3 separate regions of the Homo sapiens genome follow, and regions 2 and 3 are each linked to region 1. Evidence: chromatin loops called from intact Hi-C (ENCODE). Cell type or tissue: heart right ventricle. All regions are shown on one strand. Each heading gives the region's core, and the rest is flanking DNA. Links, peaks and the distances in the headings are about the cores only.

Region 1 (11,312 bases), core at 561-3,060:
GAAAAAAGAAAATCGCTGGCTGAAAATCCTGACCTTCTACCAACAGGACAGAATGTGTGCCTTCTCATTCTAGGTCTTATGCAGAGGAAGCAATGAGAAATGCTGGCTCTCCACTTTTCTTTCAGCATTAACTTCAGGCTCTTCTATTAGCTACTTGTTTAAAGATTGTAGGACACAAGTAAATGCACACCTGTTGTCACAGAGATCCACCCTAAGAGGTCTAGTCACTCTTCAGCTACTCAAGAAGTATCCAAGATTCCATTCATTCATCCATCTCCCCAACCAGACTTTTGGCCAAGCCCCGTTCGGAAAAAACCAATGTTGTCACAGATTGCTGTGCTAGTAATTGTAAAGCAGTTGTAAGGTTTAGCTCGGCTTTGGGCTGAACCAGTCTCTCAAATGCAATGACATTGTACTGTGTGTTTTCTAAATGCTGTACATAAAACAAGGTATAGCTTTCCTATGAGAGGAAAAAATCTATACTGCAATAGAGTTGATAAAGAAGAACCAAAACTGAAGAGGAACACTAAGATCCCTGTTGTGCTGAAAATTTTTAAAACTTTGATTTTTATAAAAAGCTCTTTTGCAGTAAGGTGTAAAATAAAACCAAGAGATCAATGAAATAAAATTCACACCATCATGTCTCTGTCCTTTAAGAAGAATTTTGAGTAAACTGCCATTTTCTGTTACTTTTTTATTATCTATGTTTCCTAAAATACAGAAGTGTTTTTTGAGAGTAAAACTGCAAATTACTTCAAGTGAGAAAATTGGAAATGATTATAGAAACAGAATTACAAATGTTGATCCAGCATAATTCTAGGCAAATATATCACTGACAGTCAAATCCCAGATAATGACAGTCAAACTCCTATATAAAAGATTTTAGAAACCCATACACACATATCTGTTTCGACACTCTGAAAGTGTCATCCAACGTAGAAACTTCAAACTCTGATTCCCTCCTAAAATGAGAGCCATTTTCTACTATTAAAAAACAACAACAACAAAAAACTCCCCATTAAAACTCTTGCGAAGTGAAGCAAAACACACAGACAGTTTCATCTGAAATTATCTTCCTTGCCAGTGAACGGCCCTTCCACGCAGAAAGGAAAAGTTACAGATGGTTGGAGCAGGGTGACAACATAAGGAATTCACATACTCCTCTTTACACAATAACGTTGCCAGCTAAATCCTAACTTTCAAAAGAAGTCTCTCTGCCCTGCTGAAAATCAGACCTTAAAGGGGGAAAAGCACAGATTGGAGCCCCATGCCAACTGTTTACATGACGGAGTTCTAACTTGCTAATTCACACACACACACATGCACACACTAAAAACTCGGAGTGCCTGCAAATACAGCAGGCAGATAGCTTAGAAAGTGAACAGACGCGTGCAAACGCAAGAACTGAACAGTACCCTACCTCTCTTGTCCGTTTCACAAACCGGCCGATGAAAACCGCCCGCGATCCCAGGGCGTGCTGAGCAGCTCTGAAGGAGGTGGCCACTCGGCCCGCTGAGTGTGTGCAGGCCCAGCCTGCGCTCAGAAGCTGCCCCAGTCAGATTTTCCAACTGCAGAACTGCAGCCAAGTCCCTGCCCATGCCTGAAGAATTTCCTGAACAGCATTCCCGTTCTTTTTCTGACTGCTTTGAAACCGTACTCCGTACTTCAATATGGCTTTGTCAGACCGACTCACAGCTACTGGGCTGTCTCCAGCTATCAATGGGAAACACATGTGTCAAGCACAGGCCGACTCCCCTGCAACAGCGCTCATGGTGTCTGCCGGGCTCATACTCACAACCAGAAAGAAAACTGCTTCTACAACCAATTCTGATTTTTCAGCCATTCTCCACACAGCCTCTGCTCTGTAGTGCTAGATGCTGGAGATAAGTCCTCTCTTTCTTCTGCTCAACACTGCTCCTTTTTCACTTGCTCCTTACACTTGAGTCCCCAGCTGACCCCTGTCAGCCCCCTGAGCTCTTGCCAGTCCTGATAACAAGCTTATTACAGCTGAGAGATGTAAATTCTAATTTGATCTCCCTACCTGCCGCTTCCTAAATCTTTGCTCAAAATTTCAATTGCTTGAGGGGGAGCAATATTTTTAGCATTTCCACACTGGTACAGTTCTTCGGAGCTGTCCCCTCAACCTGATATGTACATTTTTTGCTGCAGCAACTAAAAATAATGCAATTATTTTTCAGGCACTTTTGTTGCTCTCTGTTCTGCAACAGTGCTGGTCCAAAAATGTAACATTTTATAGGCTGTTGGAATGTGTGTTATGGTTATGGAAAATAGAAAAGAGAAAAGAATGTACTTTGAATCAGAATGCGTCCTAATTCTGTGCACCTGTGATTATTTCTGGATGACACTCCCTCAAGATGCCCTGTGTACATTCTGCTGGATTTGATGCTCTACCTTTGACATTTTCCCTTTCCATGCAACAAGAGGAAACCTCAAAACAGGAGGACACCCCTCTTCTCCCACACTGAAAAACCCCCATATCTAAAGAGCCAGAGCAAAGTTGTCAAGGTAACATTGTAGAAAAGAGGTGATTTAAAGAGAGAGGAGCATTTGTTTTGAACTGTTTCTTTTTTCTGTTTTTGGTATTAACATTTTACTTCCAAAAATCACACCCCATTGGCAACTTATTCTAAAGAACTGGCTTGCCAGATTTTAAGTGTTGTATGTTCTTGAGGGGATGTTGTAAGTAATAGGATTCGGTGGGGTCGTGAGTTTAGCATCAAATTACACTGGGCACTTTGAGCAGGATTAGATTTTCGCCTTGGGAAGCAGTGGGGTGGGAGGCGGTGTGGGGAGGTGTGTGTGCACATCTAAGGTCAAGATGCAATTACAGAATCAGATCTTTGGAGTTGGAGACACCCCAGAGATCATCCAATCCAAATTGTTTCCACCCTTCATTTTACAGAGGGAAGTAGAGGCCCAGACAAATGAGATGACTTGTCCAGGGTTTTAAAGACAGTTAATACCAGAGCTGAAGCTAGAAATGGGATTGGTGCTCTCTTTTTCTATCTGCTTTCTCTACTGCAGCATAATTTGGGAAGGTGATATCATCTAGCCTTCTAATCAGATAGCCTGGGTCTAATCTTAGCTCTGCATCTTACTGACTATAAACCCTGGTCAGCTTGCTTAACCTCTCTCGATCTGTTTCCTCATCTGTGAAATGGGAACCATAATAGAATCTACTGGTAGAATTGTTAAGGATTCAGTGAGATAATCTGTGTAAAGTGTTTATGACTGCCTATAAATACATTTCAGTTTACTTTTTTTTTTAATGGAGCAAAATGCAAACCTTTTCTCTAACCTAAAAGCCAAATTGTACTCTCCCATCTAGTGTGAGTTCTAGAATAAAGTATTTGAGTGGCTAGTTTTCTGCTGCTTTAACTTTATGTAATAGGGGCCTGTCACCTTAAACTTGGAGAACTGTCCTGAAGCCTTATTGGAACATTAAGCCAGCTATACCGCTACTTTCCATTTATTCCCTAAATATAACACTGAAGTCTTTCCTTGAGATTAACTCACAGAAAAGAAAAACAGTGAGATCAAATCTGCAGTCAGTTACATGAGGCTGAACAAAGTGTCATTCCAGAGAACTGGGCTTTATACCTTAAGAGCTCAAAATTATCATTCTATAAATAGAAGACTATTAACAATTACAATGTTCATGTTTGGAAATGGCAACGTCCTAAATTAACAATAATAGCAAAATAAAATCCCACAAGTTGAGGAAGAAATCTTTCAGAGAAAATAGCTGCTGCAAATTCTAAAGAATCAGACTTCTACGTGGGGTTCCACAGTCTTTGAGAGCCAGTGGTAGCAAATTGCTAATGAACCGCTTATTGTTTATTATTCACGTTTTATGCCCTGCTTCTTTTCAGGGAAAAAAAAAAAGAAGTTTTAAATAGTTGAAGAAGTTAATCTTGAATGTTCTGGTAATCAATTTAAAAAAAACTCAAGCTGATACTCAGCCCTAATCAAACAATGCTGATATGATTCACGAGACCCTGCCCTCATGTCTCCCCAAAGACTTGTTATGTGGCTCATTTCAATGTGGGCATCTGGAGAGATCTCAGTTTGAGACCCAGCTTTATAACTGCTAGCTAGAAAATCCTGAAAACATACTTAATTCTTCTAATGTTAAGAAATGTTATGCAAAACTTGAAAAATATAGCCAAAAGGTAGTCTTTTTTTTTTCAATATCATATGCGGGAATTGTTTCACAGGCCCTCTCAAGAAGTATTTAAGGGGAATGTCATTTGTTGAAGATAGTTTGCTATTGAAAAACATTTCCAGATTTATTACAGGTACATGTTAACTTGGAGACTTTTATCTGATAAAGATGCAAATAATTTCTTTCCAGTAGAGAAAATAACCTCAAATGTGATGATTTGTTGCCCTCCAGGACATTACCAGTCTTGTACCTAATGTAGTCTCTGCTAGCATCCCTTTGTTAACAAACCTATAAATAATGAGCTCCTCAAATGTTCTTGGAACCAGTCTTACCATCACACCAATTCCCCCACTAATTAAGGAGTCAAGTAAAATATCTGACATATCTGCTTTTCATATTTATATGTCATGTTTTTAACTTTTTAAAAAGTATAATTTGACAGTTTTATTCTTTCCACCTATATGAGTGTTATGAGGATTACGTGAAATAATGTGTGATAATCACTTAGCGAAATGCATGGCACACAGTAAATGCTCAAACTATGTAGGCACTGCTAGTATTTAATACGATAGGACTGTACTCGGTTCTCACTTTTGCAAAGGACTCCTCATCAGTCTCCTTCCTATTACACCTTTTTATTCTTACCATTAGATTCCTGAATCCCCTCTGCAATGGCTGTGCCTGCTGGAATCCTTCCATACATGGTGACCTCTTTGCTTCTCACAGACTTCCACTTTTAATGTTCTAAAATTACAACTAAAATATGTCTCCCTATCACATATTCTATGGTTGCTAATCACAGAAGTCGGTTAAAAATTATGATACTGAAGATCATATGAACCAGAAAACTTCAATCTTCACTTGAATATAAGCTCCATGCGGGCAAGGATTTTTGTCTACTTCATTTTCTGCCATTTTTCCAATGTCTAGGATGGGTATATAGTAGACCCTCATTTTTACCCATTGAATAAATAACATCTTTTGACTTACTTGAAAACTGAGATTCCTACATTATCCTTTTCAAAGGATATTTTTACTGTAGATTAAACATATCTGGAGCTACTCGACCATTTCTCTCCATCGTGTTTCAGATTCCCTTTGTCACCTGATTGGCTTTTTTCCTGGGAATATTTCAGTTTCCTTAATTTCCTCCTTGAGTGTGGTGCTGAGAAGTGAACAAACTTTGCAGGTACACTGGATCTAACGCAAAGAGAGGAGGAACAACTCCTTCTCTCATTCAGAAGCTATACTTCTATTGATGCAATCCATGAACATATTAGGTTTGGAGGTAGTAACCTGGAGTCATAGTGAGTCATGTCAGCTTGGACCACTCTATGACAGGTGCTAGTATTAACCTCATCTCCCACAACATTTATGTCGATGATGTTCAGGCCTAGATTTATATTAGAATCACCTGGGGTAGCTTTTAAGCTGACTAGAGCCAGGGTCCCACCCCAGAGGTTTTGATTCTATTAGAATCAGATGGCCACCAGGCAACAGTATTTTTTAATCCCCTCAGATGATTCCAATGTGAGCCAGACTTAAGATTACTAAGTTACAGGATCTTTTAAAACATAAATCTGATTGCACAACTCTTTGACCTCAAATCTTTAAATGGCTGACCATTGCCTAAAAGGGAACAGCAGCAACCCTCAACTGGTCTGTCACACACTTCTTTAGCCTCATCTGCTGCCACTCCCTCATTCTTCTAATCCTTCAAATAAATCATGTATCTTTCCACTTTAGGAGATTGAAGAAAAGCTGTTCTCACCTTCTGGACAGATATTACTGTTTCCTAGAAATTGCCTGTGTTCATGCAGTTATCTCTTATTCAGCCTTTAAATGTAACCTCCATTATCACTTCCTCTAGAATTTATTTCTCCCTGAACCCTGAGACCCAACAGTCCCCTGTTATATAAGCCTATAGACTAGCACTTATTTTAGTTGTATATACATATTTGTATTTTTATCTGATTCATGTCAATCTTTCCTGAGAGACAATGTTCTCCATGAGGGCAGAGACCCAGCCTGCTTTCCCCAGGTTGTGTCTTACTCCTTACACCATGCCTAGCTTGTAGGAAGTACACAATAGATATTTTTAAGTAAGTAAATGCAGGTTTAAAAAAAAAATCCAAGTACAGGAACATGCATATAACCCAACTTTCTATATCTTGACTTTTTAGATCTCATTTACTCTTTCTGACCTGTTAAAATATTGTATTGTACTAGGAAACCAACTTGTCTCATAAGATGTAAACAATCTCAAAAACTAATAAGCCATTCGTACATTTATCCAAAAGACTTGTGAGAAATTACCGAGTCAGTTGTCAGGCAAAATCTGTAAGGCCTGAAATACAAGCTAGGCTGTGAATATAGGGAGTGTGGTCTGTTGTGCCACTGACTTGGGGTGGAGGGTGGGGTAGTCTGATGTAACACAGTAAGGTCATACAGAGAGGGCCACAGAGCAGTTACAGCAAAAGCCTGAAAAGAGGCGTTCATCGGGACCCTTATGGTTACAGCAGATGGAACTCATTCAAATTAGCCTAAGGAAAAAAGAGGATGGGGGGAGAGATGTACTCAATCATAAAACTGTAAAGCCAAGAAGTGGATGTGAAGGCAGGACTGGGAGTAACAGTTGAAATGTAATCAAGACTCTATCTCCCTCTTCTTCTCTAGGCTTCACCCACAGTTTTGCTCTCTCCTTTGGGTGGTAAGACACCCATTGGTAGTCACATGCTCACTTTCCCTGGGAAAATAGATATTTTCCAGATTGAGCCACATGCTCATCCATGTGACCAGGAGAATGGTGTCCTCATGTTGATCCTATTTGGCTCCTATAACAACCCTGGAGGCAAAAAGAAAGGGTCACCTCCATCTTACCAGAATGGCTGTGTAGGGTTATTAGGAAATTGAGAAAAGGTGGTGGGTAGATTAAAGTATCAGGTGGATTATGGATGACAAAATACCAAAGACTCACTTCAGCATCGTGCCCAGAGAAGGTTTTTTATTTATTTGTTTATTTATTTATTTATTTGTTTATTTATTTTCAGTCGGAGTCTCGCTCTGTCACCCAGGCTGGAGTGCAGTGGTGCGATCTCGGCTCACTGCAAGCTCCACTTCTCGGGTTCACACCATTCTCTGGCCTCAGCCTCCCGAGTAGCTGGGACTACAGGCGCCCACCACCATGCCTGGCTAATTTTTTTGTATTTTTAGTAGAGATGGGGTTTCACCATGTTAGCCAGGATGGTCTCGATCTTCTGACCTCCTGATCCACCCACCTTGGTCTCCCAAAGTGCTGGGATTACAGGCGTGAGCCACTGCGCCCAGCCGTTTTTGTTTTTGTTTTTGTTTTTAATTTGTTTTTTAGAAATATTATGAGGCAATATTTAGGCAAAGGATAGAAACCGTATTTATTTATTCTATGAAAGCCCAAAACAGTTGAGTTAGACTTAAACTAATGGCAGATGATTAGGGCAGTAGCACGATGCCAGCCTTTCATTTGAGAGTTCATTTCATAAATAATACCTGATGGGAAGTGACACTCACTCTGCTCTGGCTCTTCAAAACAGAGTAAATCCAATGCTATTTTTCCATGGCCAAGGGCAAAATTATCTGACTGACTTTGAAGAGACATTTCTGTGGAATGAATCTGGACCAGGAAGTTTGGCTCAGTGACAAAACAGTGACCCAAACATTTTGAGAATATCTCTATTGGCCAGACACAGCGTCTAAGCTGAAGTCATCTTCTGTTTCGGAAATTCAAATATATACATGGTACACAATGAGGGATTCTCAAACTAAGTCATTACTTTCAGAAGGAACTCATACATTTGAAAATTAATTTAGTGTGATTAGTAATGAAATGTATTGCAAACATACCTTTTTAAAAGAAATTAATTAAAGAGCACAAAGCAAATACTGATAGAGCTGAATAGATGGCTCCATGTATTCTGTTTCTTTTCAGTGAAAAACACTGACCAATTCTTTTAACGTTCTTTCTGGTCCATAATTTCTTATTGCATTATAGCTTCTTATAAGTAAGCTCTTGAAATATCACATTTTTATTTGGAAATAAAATTTATTGATCAATAAAAGGAAGCTAGACTACATGATAGGCACTCCATAGTTACTGGCAGAAATAAATAAGACCTGTGCTTAAAAAATGCATAGCATCACTCATCTTTATTTTTGCAATCATATCAGTGCTCAGTGGTACAAGACACAACTGATGGGTGCAGGAATTCCAAGCTAATGGTAAACTTCTTGAATGAGGAGTGCTGGTTAATACTAAAGACCAAGCCTCAAAATCCAACCCTAAAACCCAACAATTGTACACACACACACACACACACACACACACACACACACATATCAAAGGCTGTCAAAGACAAATAATTCATCATTATACATTTCAAATGATTTATCTTTATAAGGGGTTTATTAGATATGTGAAAGAGACATAATTGAGCAAATCCACAACTAGCACAGTGGCTGGCACATAGTAGTTGCTTCATAAATATTATTTCACTAATAATGAACATTGCTAGTAATTCCTGATATCCTTTCCGCAATGGATTGCAGAGAAAATAACTTTATATAATTTTAAATCTCTCAACTGGTGAGCTGTAGCGTATTCTGATGTAAAAGGAAATAATATGTCATCAAGTCCAACCTTTTCATTACTTGTATGAGACAACTGAAAACTGAAAAGAAGACGTGATATGGTCAAAATCACACAGATAGGTAATAGAGGAATTGGGCAAAAGATTCCCATTTTCTGATACCTAGCTGCCTCGTAGGGCAAAGATTGTGATTCTAGGAGATGATTCACTGTATCACCTCTTCACTCACTATGGGAAATTACTGCTGGGGCTTCACTTCCTAAAATACAATTTGTGTTTCAAGATGCATTATCTGGTTACCTACTTCTCTCCTTACTTCTTCTTAAGCAATGAGGAAGTCCTTTTTAGCATTCCTAAGTGGTAAGTGAATAAACACTAAATGTAAATAGATAAGGCTATTAAAAAATTAAAATATGAGTCCAAAAACAGAATGTTATTCCAAGTTAAAGGCAGGCAAAAATGGTCTCATTTGCCTTTAACCCTGCACTTAACAGATCAAGTGCTCATTAAATATCTGCTGGAATGAATTGAAGAAAAACATTCCTGTATTTTCAGTGGATTGTAGGGTTTAATGGTAAGGGATTTTCCCCAAGGCTTCCAGTTTGATCAACTTCAACACAGTTTTAACATCCTGAGCCTCATCTCTCATAATTAGCAGAAACTGTTAGAAGCAACAGACTGGGCCAGTCTGGCTGAGCTGCATTATATCGTATCTTAGGATGGAGTGCTGATGTAATAGATACAAAGAAATATATTTCATGTAAAATGCACATAGGGGCTTTATTGGCATGCCCTGATTCTCCCCGCCAAAAAGCAGAAAGAAATTGACAAAAACAGAAATAAAAAGCATAAAGAGACAGATTGGCTACTTGATGAGCATATCAGACTCCAACTCAACTATGCTGGCACATCTAACGAAAGAATGTGCCATTTAAGAGGTCATCCAAGAGGCCAAATGCGGTGACTCATGCCTGTAATCCCAGCACTTTGGGAGGCCAAGGCAGGCGGATCACCTGAGGTCAGGAGTTCGAGACCAGCCTGGCCAACGTGGTGAAACCCCATTTCTACTAAAAATACAAAACTGAGCCAGGCGAGGGGGCACACAACTGTAATCCCAGCTACTCAGGATGCTGAGGCAGGAGAATCACTTGAACCCGAGAGGTAGAGGTTGCAGTGAGCCAAGATCACTCCACTTCACTCCATCCAGCCTAGGTGACAGAGTGAGACTTTGTCTCAAAAAAAAAAAAAAAAGAGGTCATTCATGGATGCATAGAAGGAATGAGAGCCATAAAAAAGTACGAAGAGTTCATTCAAGCACTGAATAAAGGAGTCTTAGCCAATGAACTCTCCTCATATTTAGTGAGTGGTTGGTCTGTTCCAGGGATTGGAGATATGATAGATACAAAACAGGGTCCTTATCCTCAAGGTACTTACAAGACTTTGTGGGGAGGACTTTCACTGTCTCTAGTACCACTGACAAAATTATACCTGTTGGGCTGACTTAGCCTGCTGCCATTAAAGAATCCTTTTTATCTAACTCTCCTTTTTCTGAGTTTAAATGCATTAATTATCCTTTTCATTATGTTCCTTCTTGTTGCATAGATCTTCTTAGAGGAAGAGAAGATTTAGCTATTCCTATGCATGTGATACTATTTCTCATGCTAAATTTAAAAATTTGTATTTCTAATTTAGACATCAATCTCATGAAGTTGGTTAATGTGTGAGTCTATCATTGAGAGATAGAACCTCTCTTGCTGAGTTGATAGAATCAGCTTTCTAAGTCTCTTCACTGAACTTGTGAAAGACATTCTGTGAGAACTCCAAGGAAAGAGACTTGCTCATAAATAACTACTATAATATCTTCAAATTCCCAGACATAGCATATAGAATAATGAATTGGCAAGGGTTTACAGTTAGATAAATGGGTCAATTCTCTACCCATGCCATTTGTCACATTTATAAGAGATCATGGGTGTTGAGCCACTTCATTCATCCTCTCTCACTAAGATCTTATCGTACATCAGTATTTTATCCTAAAGAAACACTTTAATATTCTATTATTACAAGAGCCACAGCAGTACTTGAGCTCAACGTAAAAGATGAAGTCAAACATCATTTTGTAGTGACATGATTAGTATCAACACAATTTCTGCTTTTTAAGAGCAAAATCAAAACACAGAACATTTCCACACTGAAAAACTATATTTGGGGTTTTGGAAAGATTTTTGGAGTTCACTGCATTTCAACACATCATGTGAATACTTTATGTAATTTTGAAACTATAGCCTTTTAGTTTTAACACCATTAACCTGAAGGTATTCTTAACCTTCAGTTATGGAAAACTGTGTAAGGCAAAACTTTTGAAATTGCGATCATGTTTGTGATTTGTAGAAGTTAGAATTTCTTGGCTCTAGTGTGGAATTTGGCAGTCTGGATTATTGTCTTCTTCATCAGAAGATCCTGTTATTAAACTGTCTTATCCCTGAGTTCTCCTCTGTAAAGTA
Region 2 (2,500 bases), core at 1-2,500, 260 kb before region 1:
ATCCTTTCCTTTCCTAGTTCATTCTATATATTTTCTTCTATCAACATTTGAGTTTTACTTTTCATATTAAGTCTTTATTCTCTCTGGAGTCTACTTCAGTATGTAGTTATGTAGGAATTCAAATGGAAGGCAGTTTCCTCAACACTATCTACCAAACAATCATTATTTTTTCCCACTATTATGTGGTATCACTTTGGTACATATTAATTCCCAAATATATTTGAGTCTGACTCAGACTTGTAGGCTGTCTTATTGTCTATTTATCTATTCTTGTACCAATGTCATATTATCTTTGTTTCTGTGGCTTTGTGGTATGTCCAGATATCTGGTAAGTCTATCTACCCATTTTGCCTTCATACTCCATTTTAACGGTTTTGAATTTTCTTCAGAAATGAGAAGTCACTGAAGAGTTTTAAGCAGGAGAAGGTGTGAACTAAACATGATCACTCTGGTTACCTTGTGGCATCTGCTAGAAAGAGGAGTACATGATATGAGTGGCCAGGTGGGAGATTATTGTAGTCATTCAGCTAAGAAACAATAGCAACCTGAACTGGAGTGGAGGTAGGGCAAGACAAGTTACATTTTGAGAACTGGCAGGGGTTGGTAACTGATGGGGCTTGGGAATGAGAAAGGAGGCAGAGTGAGGGATAATCCTCGTGTTGCTTGGCAATTGGAGAGGCAACAGCCATTTACTGAGCTACAGGGCAGGAGGTAAGGGAGTGAATATTTGAAGGCAGAGTTTGGTAGGTGAGAGGTTTGGGGCTTGAAGGTTCAGCTTTGGAAATGTTAAGTGTGAAATGCCTAGGAGTCTGATGTATTAGGGTGCACAGTTGGCATTGCCTTCAATCCTACATCATGTCTTTTAAGTTCCTCTGTGCCTTCCACTGTATACTAAAATCTCCTTTATGAAAATGTTCATAATTACACTATCTCAGCTGTCAACTCTCACAAAATTCTGTGCATTTCCATGTTGACTCTTTCTGGCAGCTTAAAATTTGCTTTCTGCTCTCTAGACATCATCAGTGGGGATCCTATAAGAGGGTAGACATATTAAAACACAATTGTTAACTTAAAGGTAATATCTCAAGGCAAATCTCTCATAGTTTGAAGGTTACAAAGAATTCAAAGAAGCTTCTCAGGAAGTGAAAAATCAGTGGTTCTCCTACTGTGTGTGTTTGTGTGTGTGTGTGTGTGTGCGCGTGCACATGCGTGCATGCATGCACCTGTGTGCGTCTGTGTGTGTCCAAAGGATAGTGGGGAGACGGGCTTGAATTACATACTTAGATCTAGGGATAAGGAAATCAGAAGGAGACATAAAATTAAGTTTTAATTCTAATTTGCTAGTCAAGCTTCCTGAAATGTAGCAAACTGCATAGGAGAAAAAAAATACTGATATATTTTCTTTAGGGGTGAGGTCAGATAAGAGGGTTAACTGGGATGCCTTGGCTAAGAATGACTTCCTCAATATCCAACCCAAGAGCCCAAAGCAACGGAGTGTAACCTGGATTCAGCTCTGTGGGAGTGCAGATGTCACAGAGATTGCTTTTGGGTGTGTAAAGAGGCAGATGTTTTATCCTTACATGGCTGTGGACAGGAATGCTAGAGCTCAATTGGTTGCCCTTTTATGCACCCATCACAGTACTGGGAACTATAAAAGAGCAGTACAAAAGGTACTAGATCTTTGTTCTGCATTTAGAAAGACAAAATTAACACTCATGTAACAACCCCAAACCCGTATGAGATCAGAGATAGGCTGGAAAGGTGGCACTTGACAATGAACAATGCACTCTTCTATGTTTCCAAGGTTACAATTTCATCTTCACAACATACAAAACAACATTTCTTCCAACAGCCTGAGCCTTCTTGCTAGCATTTTCCAGTGCTCTATAAAAAACTTTCCCATAATATATAAATAGCCATTCTTAAAAAATAAATTAAAAAAAAATTGAGCCCCCAGGTCCATTCCAAGACGGCTGAATAGGAACAGCTCTGGTCTGCATCTCCCAGCATGATTGATGCAGAAGAGGGTGATTTCTGCATTTCCAACTGAGGTACCTGGTTAATCTCACTGGGACTGGTTGGACAGTGGGTGCAGCCTATGGAGGGTGAGCTGAAGCAGGGCAGGGCATCGCCTCACCAGGGAAGCACAGGAGGTTGGGGAATTTCTCTTTCCTAGCCAAGGGAAGCCATTTCAGATGGTACCTGGAAAAACAGGACCCTCCCATCCAAATACTGCACTTTTCCAATGGTCTTAGCAAATGGCACACCGGGAGGTTATATCCCATGCCTAGTTCAGCAGGTCCCACACCCACAGAGCCTTGCTCACTGCTAGCGCAGCAGTCTGAGATCAACCTGCGAGGCAGCAGCCTGGCAGGGGGTGGGGCATCCACCATTGCTGAGGCTTGAGTAGGTAAACAAAGCGCCCAGGGAAGCTTGAACCTGACAGAGCTCAATGCAGCTCAGCCAGGCCTGCTGCCTCTGTAGACTCCAACTCAGGGGG
Region 3 (2,500 bases), core at 1-2,500, 140 kb before region 1:
TGGCGTCATCTCGGCTTACTGCAACCTCTGCCTCCCAGGTTCAAGCAATTCTCCTGCCTCAGTCTCCTGAGTAGTTGGGATTACGGGCATGTGCCATCACGCCTGGCTAGTTTTTTTATTATTAGTAGAGGCGGGGTTTCACCACATTGGCCAGGCTAGTCTGGAGCTCCTGACCTCAAGTGATCCACCCATCTTGGCCTCCCAAAGTGCTGGGATTACAGGCATGAGCCACCACACACAGCCACATTATTGTATTTAATATCCCCAACAGTCTTATGTGGTATGTTCTATTTGTATGCATTTTTCAAATGAGGAAATTCAAGATCAGACAAAGAAAACCTGTGCAGTATAAAACACCTAACAATTCAACGGGGATGATTCAAATTCTAGAGCCCACAGTTTTAGCACTTGTTCTTTTTAGGTTGTCCCTTCTCTGTTGTCATTTAACCCAGCAATAATTATTTCTACTTTTAGTAAATATTAAAATATAATGATTTACTGAGTACCTCTTTTATGTCAATCAATGATATAAGGACTTTACATGTAAAATCTCATGCAATCCTCTTAGTGGCCATAAACAATTTATAATCTTTTTTTTTTTTTTTTTTTTTGAGACAAGGTCTCACTCTTGTCACCCAAGCTAAAGTGCAGTAAAACAATCATAGCTCACTGTGGTCTCAAACTCCTGGGCTCATGTGATCCTCCCACCTTAGCCTCCCAAGTAGCTGAGACTATAGTCATGCACCACCATGCATATTTTAATTTTTGCAAAGATGGGGTCTCATTATGTTGCCCAGGCTTCTCTCAAACTCTTGGCCTCAAGAAATCCTCCCATCTTGGCTGCCTGAAGTGCTGGGATTACAGGCATGAGCCACAACACCTGGCCAATTTATAAATATTCTTAACCCCATTTTATAGTTATAAAAACTCAGACTTAAATCAGCTTCCTAACACTGCAGAGTGAGCAAGCAGCAAACTCTGAATTTACTTCTACAGGCTATGATCCTTCCCTTTCCTCCTACTTCTAATAGCCACCACAGTTCACATACACTTCCAACAAAGCTAGACATTTGTTCCTTAGTCCAAAGTTGATGTGAACTAAACTTCTGGCTTCCAGAGAATATGAACAGCAACCTATAGTCTATAAATACATATCTTTAATATATGGGCTCATGCCCACTTCTTTAGGGCCTCATAGTTCTTTGTACTGAAGGCTTAGTCTGTGGGAAGATTTGCCTGCCCTTCCAATTTAATTATATGTGTCTTTTCTCTTTAAGCAAGTGCTTGATCTGCCAAAGAAATCACAGGAAGCAGCTTTCTAGAGATTGAAAGTATTAATACAATGATAGTTGCAGAACATAGCTACATATGTCATCATGCTCCATCTCTGTTTATGGATTTATATAAATACACATATCACAACTCAAGAGAGATTGTTTGCATTTATTAGTGCTTTATTTTTCCATACAGGTGTTTCTGGGAACATTGAGGTAGAACCATAGAATTTTATTATCTTATGCTTGCTTTCTTTCTTTAGTGCAGTGAGAAAAAATGTGATGGTTTGTTCTAACCAGATGAATCCTGAATAACTGAGATTTTAACAAAATTCTCTTTTATTTGACTGTCTGGAATACTCCAAAATATATCAGGTATATCCTTTTCCCTTGAGGATATTTTATAGATAATTAAATGAATAAAACTAAAATTCTTTTCAATACTACCAAAAACGAAATTCTTAGTGTTAAGTTAGGAGCCAGAAAATAAGGCCTATGAATCAAATCCAGCCTGCTACTTGGTTTTGTAAATAAAGTTTTATTGGAACACAGCCTTCCCCATTTGTTCACACTTTGTCTATGGATGCTTTCACACTACATTAACAGAGTTGAGTAGCTGCAACAGAGACCATCTGGCCTGCAAAGCCTAAAATACCGTCTGGCCCTCTATGTTTATCAACCTTCAACATGTCTCCCATGTGCCAGTCACTGTGTTGAGTGATCGGCATACACTACAGGCCCTTTGTGGCTTTTGTGGGTCCTAGGCACTTTTGTCTTTGTGGCCTCTTTCTTCATTAAAAAAAATAAAAAATTGCATTTTATGACTACATTGGTATAAATCAAATGTATGTTAAAACATTTTCTTTGACTAGAAAGTTCTTTTTTTGGTATAATTTTCAAATAAAATACTTTTGTGGGGGATCTAAAAGTATTGTGGATACTGCACCTACTCTTCTTAATGGAGAAGTCAATCCTTCTACATCATAATGTTTCTCTGTCCCAGCAGTCACCCATTATTGAGATGTGGAAATCAAATTTTAAAGCATCTAAGTTATCCGTGCAAGCCCACACATCTAGTAAGAACCCAAATCCAGCTCTTGCCTGACTCTGGAAAGAGTGTGTACTCTTAATCACTTTCCCACACATTCTCTCTGACTTGCACTGTGCTGAAGTGACTGAGGGGAGAGTTGGGTAAATGAATCAAAACCTACCAGAAACAGAAGAAA

The links. Peaks named below come from ENCODE experiments on the same cell type or tissue, not always from the same donor. Only the 100,000 strongest peaks of a DNase experiment are listed, where the experiment ranks them.
Region 2: it touches region 1 in a loop (4-fold over the local background); 14 of 110 quality-filtered maps call a loop at or near these places.
Region 3: a loop joins it to region 1, with 4 times the contacts of the local background. A loop is called at or near these places in 6 of 110 quality-filtered maps.

Annotation. Positions count from the first base shown.
Region 1 is chr5:156,317,341-156,328,652 of GRCh38, reverse strand. SGCD (sarcoglycan delta) reads right to left here and starts at 1,489. Exons shown (of 9, transcript NM_000337.6): 1 at 1,421-1,489. The region is part of intron 2 of LOC124901120 (a long non-coding RNA gene); the gene reads left to right. In heart right ventricle, for the core only: no CTCF peak of the experiment used is centred there; a DNase peak (open chromatin) is centred at 1,612; H3K4me3 peaks cover 1,799 bases; H3K27ac peaks cover 2,145 bases.
Region 2 is chr5:156,581,518-156,584,017 of GRCh38, reverse strand. The region is part of intron 4 of SGCD (sarcoglycan delta); the gene reads right to left. Among named protein-coding and RNA genes, the nearest start is that of SGCD, 260 kb to the right of the region's middle. In heart right ventricle, for the core only: no CTCF peak of the experiment used is centred there; no DNase peak of the experiment used is centred there; H3K27ac peaks cover 2,500 bases.
Region 3 is chr5:156,466,453-156,468,952 of GRCh38, reverse strand. The region is part of intron 3 of SGCD (sarcoglycan delta); the gene reads right to left. Among named protein-coding and RNA genes, the nearest start is that of SGCD, 140 kb to the right of the region's middle. In heart right ventricle, for the core only: no CTCF peak of the experiment used is centred there; no DNase peak of the experiment used is centred there.